Linked DNA regions of Mus musculus: region 1 is linked to region 2. Evidence: chromatin contacts called from ENCODE POLR2A ChIA-PET data. All regions are on one chromosome and are shown on one strand. Each heading gives the region's core, a stretch centred on a gene start or an enhancer-like site at or near the end of the contact. The rest is flanking DNA. Distances are from core to core; before and after follow the strand shown. Region 1 holds the start of Gabrp (gamma-aminobutyric acid (GABA) A receptor, pi). Region 2 holds the start of Ranbp17 (RAN binding protein 17).

Region 1 (3,136 bases), core at 254-2,753, 65 kb before region 2:
TTCCTCCCCAGCTTGCGTGTTTATGACAGTAGAAAGAAAATGATCATGGTGTTTATGACAGCAGAAGAAAAGCAAATTGAAAAGACAGAATGAGAGAAGGCTAGTTTCTCGAGCACCTCGTGCATAGGGTCTTCTATGCCAGAGACGTTGAGATGCAACTCTGTGTTGTGACCGCCTGTGATTGCCTGTGACCGCCTGTGACCTCAGAGTTCTTTCAGCAACCCTGCTGAGGATGGACCTCTCTCATCACATAAGATGCGGGCTCCCGGTAGATTAAGCAACTTGCCCAAAGCTAAACCCTTGTTCCCAGTTCCCCCTCCCACAGAGCCTCCCAGATCTCAGTTGTCTTTGTGACAACTCTGTTTATGTGAGAACTTCTTAGAAATTCTGAGAATTAGCCCCAAACCATGGGCATTCAGGTAGAACTTGAAACGGCTATTCAGTCATTCCTGTTCTGGCCACCTTCAGGTTGCCAGGTGAAAGTGGGGTCACTCAGGTGATGTGAAAGGGCTTTCTCTTCAGCATCCACACCCTCCCCGCAAGCACAGAAATGTTTGGGGGTGGGGGGCTGGCCAGACTCCAGAGGAACACTAAGCGAGTTGGTCTAGAGCCAGAAGCATCTATAGTACATTGTACCCTAAGATCCTCCCCTCCTGCCCACTTCCTTCTGCTTCCTGCCGCTAGCTCCTGCTCCCTCTGTTTATTCTACCTCCCTGCTCCACACTGGGCAGGGTCTGCACAGGAGCTTGGCCCAGGGTGGCCTTGACATTGCCAAGAAGGAAGAAGGTGCCTCTAGGCATCCTGCCATAGCCTCTGCCCTCTCCCTGCCCCTCCCTCTGGTTCCCAGCCCTCTCAGGTATGACACCAACTTCCAGAGGCTTCTACCCTTGACCACTGGCTACAATATGGAGTTCCCTGAAGGAATTTGTTTGAGACTTAAAGGATATTCTCTAGGGATCTGGGATACAGCAAATGAGACCAGAAATCTCCAGAATTACCCCCCACCTCTTCTGAGCACCACTTTCCTAATCCTTAGCATTTTCTGTGTCTTTGCAACTGGAAAATCTGAATAGTCTCTAGTAACACATATTATTAGACGATGTTAATCCCAAACAAACTCAGCCAAGGCAAAGCCAGGACTGAGGCTCTCAGAAACAAATTAAGTTGTTTTGTGGATGCAAATCTGATGATTAGGCTAACTCGGATCCCTTTGCACAGTGTTGGAGGCACGTCCCCTGAAAGCAGAGTTTATCAAAGTGGTGGATCCATGCACTGAACTCTTAAGACATCTTGGATCACACAAGTCTTTCTCAGCTGAGGTTTGGGAGTGTGGCTAAAACGGGAACCCAGAATCAAAGCATAGATTAGCAAGATAATCAAAGCACATCAAGAGCTGGCTGATTCTCACAAACAACCCAAGACCAGTCAGAGCTCCACCAAGGGAGGAGCTGGAGGAGGCCCCACCCACCTATACCTGGTTCAGCAGCTCCAACTTCTCCAGAGAGAGAGCGCGCCACTCCATCGGAGACTGGGTGCATACTTAACACCCAAAGAGTCAGGACTGAGATGAAAAGGACCCTGGAGACCCAAAAGAGTATGCTCTGTGTGAGAGTCCTGCCTGAGATCTGGAAACACCTGCTGTAACAGCTGCCTGGTAAGGGAACGACTGGCATCCCTTGTGCTTGGAAAGAAGGCAGTAAGGAGCTGCAGGTGTGAGCCCTGCTGGGGTGGATGGGAGGGAGGGAGGGAGGGAGGCAGGCCTGGAATCTGCTGAGCCCTAACTCTGCCTCAGGTCTTAGAGTGTAGTGCGATGCCCTCTGTCAGAGTGAGAGACCCAGGTTGGCACTACCCTGCCTGGCACTGGAAATGTCATCATTTTCCTCTCTGCTGCCAGGCTAGACCAACAGGCACAAGGCACACCTTCATGGTTTTCTTGGGGAAGATTCAGGGCACTAAGACCTTTCAACTACACCTGCCTACCCACACATGACACACCCACTGAAGTGACAGGATGAGGGAACAGAAGTGAGTGTGAAGGAGGCTAGAGCATAGAGCACTCAGGCATTTCTGTGATGGAGCAGAGGTGGGAATTCCCATCAGAATCACCTCTGCTTCTCAGAGTCACTGCCTCCCAGGTGACACTCAAGTCCTGCGTGTGACCTGTTCTTCTTGGGTGGTACCAGCCGAGTATGCAAGGAGTAGTTTCAGCTTCAAATTGTTCTTGAACCAGTGAGATTACTAAATCCCCCAACGGAAGACACCGAGAATAGAACCAGTGAAGCAAATGGAAAGTACTATTTATTGTTTATGTTTATTCTGATTTGTCAGGTGGGAAACCAAAGCTGAGAGGTTAACTATGACTCAGCTTGATCTAACTCCAAAGCCCAGGCTCTCCTCTACACACAGATAGGAGATTTTAGCCAGAGGATTCAGCTAATCCACCTTGCAGGCGCAACTGCTGAAGGCTGGAATCTCCACCTACCCTCTCATGGTCTTTGATCACCACTAAGTGCTGGCTCTGATGCCTGTATCCAAAAGAGAGGACTGAGCCTACATCAAGAGCAGTAGACATATAAATAGTACCTTGAAGATTGGCTCATCAGCTATATGGGCTGGTGACTCCTGCTGAACTTCCAGGACCTGATCCCCAAAGTGGATTTGACATAAGGAGCAGGGTCACATGTGATCCCTGGGGAACCAAGGACTTTCTCCATCATAGAAAAGATGTCACATTCTAGCCTCCTAACTCACTACTGCTTTTTTGTTTTGTTTTGTTTTGTTTTTTTGCTTTTTGAGACAGGGTTTCTCTGTGTAGCCCTGGCTGTCCTGGAACTCACTCTGTAGACCAGGCTGGCCTCAAACTCAGAAATCCGCCTGCTTCTGCCTCCCAAGTGCTGGGATTAAAGGCATGCGCCACCACCGCCCGGCTCACTACTGCTTTCTTGTGCCCGGTATGTTCTGAGTTCTCCATGTCAGGCTGAAGTGAGAAAGGTGTTAGTGGTGTGGGCCCTGCCCGAGAAAACCATGCTAGTAAACTGGTGCCAGATGTGACCTCTGTACAGATCAAGGACTTGGGAAATACTGTTCAGACAGTGGCCACTTAACTAAAGTGGGATCTACGCTGAATCCATCACAA
Region 2 (3,094 bases), core at 431-2,930:
AACACAATGAAAGGAAGAAGGGAGAACAGAACAGTATTTAAACGAAATACTGGGGGTTTGATCGGTGGCTCAGAGGTTAAGAGCACTGACTGCTCTTCCAGAGGTCCCGAGTTCAATTCCCAGCAACTACATGGTGGCTTTCAATCATCTGTAATGGGATTTGATGCCTTCTTCTGGTGTGTCTGAAGATAGCAACAGTGAATTCATACACACACACATACAATCTTAAAAAAAAATAAAAGAAATACTGGTTAATATTAAAAAACTGATGAAGATGTCAGATCACACGAGAACAACTATTAATTTCAAGTAGGATGAATATAACACATAGACTTAGTGACAAACTGAAACTGGTCAAAAACAAAGTGAAAGAAAAAAACTTCAAGTACTCTAGAGTATATTATCTAAAGGTGCAATAATTAAGATTGATGGCTAACTCTTCAACTGAAACAATGTAAACCAGAAGACAATGAAATATCATCTTTAAAGTATCAAAAGATTAAAAAACTAAAGCCCAAAAGGCTATTATGGAATTTTATACCCAGCAAAACTACCTTTAAAATTGATGAAATGAGCCGGGCGTGGTGGTACATGCCTTTAATCCCAGCACTTGGGAGGCAGAGGCAGGCAGATTTCTGAGGCCAGCCTAGTCTACAAAGTGAGTTCCAGGACAGCCAGGGCTATACAGAGAAACCCTGTCTCGAAAAACAAAACAAAACAAATGCTTTCAAATTAACAAAAGCTGAGAGAATTTGTTAATATACCTAAGTTGTAAGAAACATTTCAGGAAAATTTCCCCTTAAATACATAAAAAGGCTGTTAAATAGAAGCATTGAACTCTGGAGAAATGAAGAACACTGGTAATGAGCAACTCTGATTCGATATATCTGCTCAATAACTCCTATTCCCATGAAATAATTTGGTGTAAAATATAAGTTCATGTGAAAGTGTAGACAAGGAGTTACAGACAAGCCAGAATTTTATAATTTTAATGCCTCATACACAATGTCAGCTTAACTTACTCAAAAAGTTAAAAAAATAAACAATGGGAGTTGGGCATTGGGGAACAAGAGTTAAGGATAGCATATGGGGGGGGGGGTCAAAGGCTGTGTGTTAGAGGAACAGAACATCTGTGCAGATGTGGGATTTGGGAGTCATGTATTTGTTTCAGAGTTCTGTCAGGAATCAATATGGCTTGTGGTAGACTTAAGGTTTATTATTATGTGTATGAAAGCGATGCAGGTGCCTGCTAAAGCAGTTGGATTTCCACAAGCTGGAGCTACATGCAGTTATGAACATGTGGGAGGGTGCTCTCCACTGCTGAGCAGTCTCTTCGCCTATCTACCACAGATTTAGGAGCCAAAGTGGGCAGTAACACACACCACCTATGCCTGCACTCAGGCCGCATGCAGATGACTGTGACTTCAAGTTCGAGACCAGCCTGGTTCACGTATTACAGTATTCATAGTGAGACCGACGACCCAGTCTCCAAAACTAAGTGGGCAGCTGAGGCGGGCAGTTGGGTCGTGGTGGTGAGTTAAAAGTTAAAGGTCAGAGGTCAGAGGCTCACTCTGAGGATGCAGCGGTTGTAAAAGGAGCGCACCGGCGGTTGGGCGGAGGAGCCCGAAGGACACGCCCCCTCCTCCCCGCGCTCCGCCGGCCCCGCCCAGTCCCGCTGCGGGCTCCGAGCGGAGCGCGCCGAGCACTGGGAGCGAGCGGCTTGGGGGGATCCCGCGGCGGCCGGGCTCGCGCGGCGCCTTCGCTCCCCCTCCCCTCGGCCCTCGGGCCGCGCGGCCTGCGCCGCTCCGGGAAGATGGCGCTGCACTTTCAGGTCAGTGCGCCGGGCTGTGGGCCTGGAGCTCCAGGCCGCGACCCCGAGCCCAGCCCCTTGCCTGGGAACGGTGTGGGGCGGGCGCAGAGGAGCGGGCTACGCTCGGCCGCGGAGTACGCTCTGGTTGGCGCGGCTGTAGCGGCGTCCCGGCAGGTGGGAGCTGGGGCGGAGGGGCCGCCATCCGGCCCTTACGCCCAGCCCGCGGTCGCTGTTCGCCCCGGGAGCTTGAGCTCGGAGGCCGGGACGGCGGGAGCAAGGCAGCGGGGCCAGAGGACTGTCATTGGCCGGAGGCGGGCGCGGGTCGGGGCGCGGCGCGACCGGGAGCGCGCAGCCTCATTGGTGGAGCCTCGGGGCTGGGCGCCGGCTACGCTGAAGGGATGCGGGTCTGTCCGGTGGCTCCCGCACTCTGCCGGTCTTCATCCCACAGAAGTATACTGAGCCTCTCCGCTGTGCATCTCCTGTGGCGGAACGTTCTCGGGATGCAGGGCGACGTCAGCTACCACCCTCGTCCTTTTAGAGCGCGCGATAATTGCTGCACACGTGAAGACTGTTATGGTAGAATTAGTCACGGGATATCGCGGGAGCACAGAAAGGGGGCAGTCCATCCGTAGGTGGAGTGGAGTCTCCACTTGTTACTGGGTTCCTACTGATGGTACATAAGCCTCTGGGCAAACTCGCTGCCTTGTACTCTCAGGGACGTGGGACTCTAGCGGGAATTGTAGGAACTGTATGTAGATACCCAGGTAGTGAGGGAAGAAAGACTACAGACTAAAGACGGTGTGGGCAAAGCAAAGAATTGTGGAAGACCGTTGCATACTGTGAAAATCTGTTCTTGCATCCTAAGATTGATTTGAAAAGTTGTGGATGGCAGAAGACCTTAGAGAAGTAGGCGGGATCTTAGTGACAGTGTATCTGAATGCCCCTTCCCCTTGTAGATTTACATGGATCCGATGGTCCGTCCCATGGACTTAGTGCTTTCTTACTTCTAAAGTAATTTAGAACCAGGAAATAGACCCACATTTTATCTTTTTTACTTACTGTTATCTTTTTATTTACTGTTTTGTTTTGTTTTATTTTTAAGGGTTCCCCAGCTCGGAATTAGCTATTTGTTATCACTTTAGTAAATAGATGTCTTGTGCAGAACTTTTGCAGGAAGAATCTCACAGAGATTACTTACTGTGAATTGGAAATAGATATTCAGATGTTCATAGTGCAGGTGTAAGTCTTGAGTAAATCAGAAGGCGTACAAGAACTTTGGAACCT

Evidence for each region. ChIA-PET counts read pairs that join two places held with the same protein, here RNA polymerase II (POLR2A).
Region 1: POLR2A ChIA-PET joins it to region 2 with 10 read pairs in embryonic stem cell. The contact joins the promoter of Gabrp here to the promoter of Ranbp17 in region 2. POLR2A ChIA-PET finds 5 or more read pairs at or near these places in 2 of 5 experiments (Patski and embryonic stem cell).

The regions. Positions count from the first base shown.
Region 1 is chr11:33,577,324-33,580,459 of GRCm38, reverse strand. It overlaps Gabrp (gamma-aminobutyric acid (GABA) A receptor, pi), which reads left to right and starts at 1,503. Exons shown (of 10, transcript NM_146017.3): 1 at 1,503-1,654.
Region 2 is chr11:33,512,339-33,515,432 of GRCm38, reverse strand. Ranbp17 (RAN binding protein 17) reads left to right here and starts at 1,680. Exons shown (of 28, transcript NM_023146.3): 1 at 1,680-1,831. The coding sequence starts at 1,814.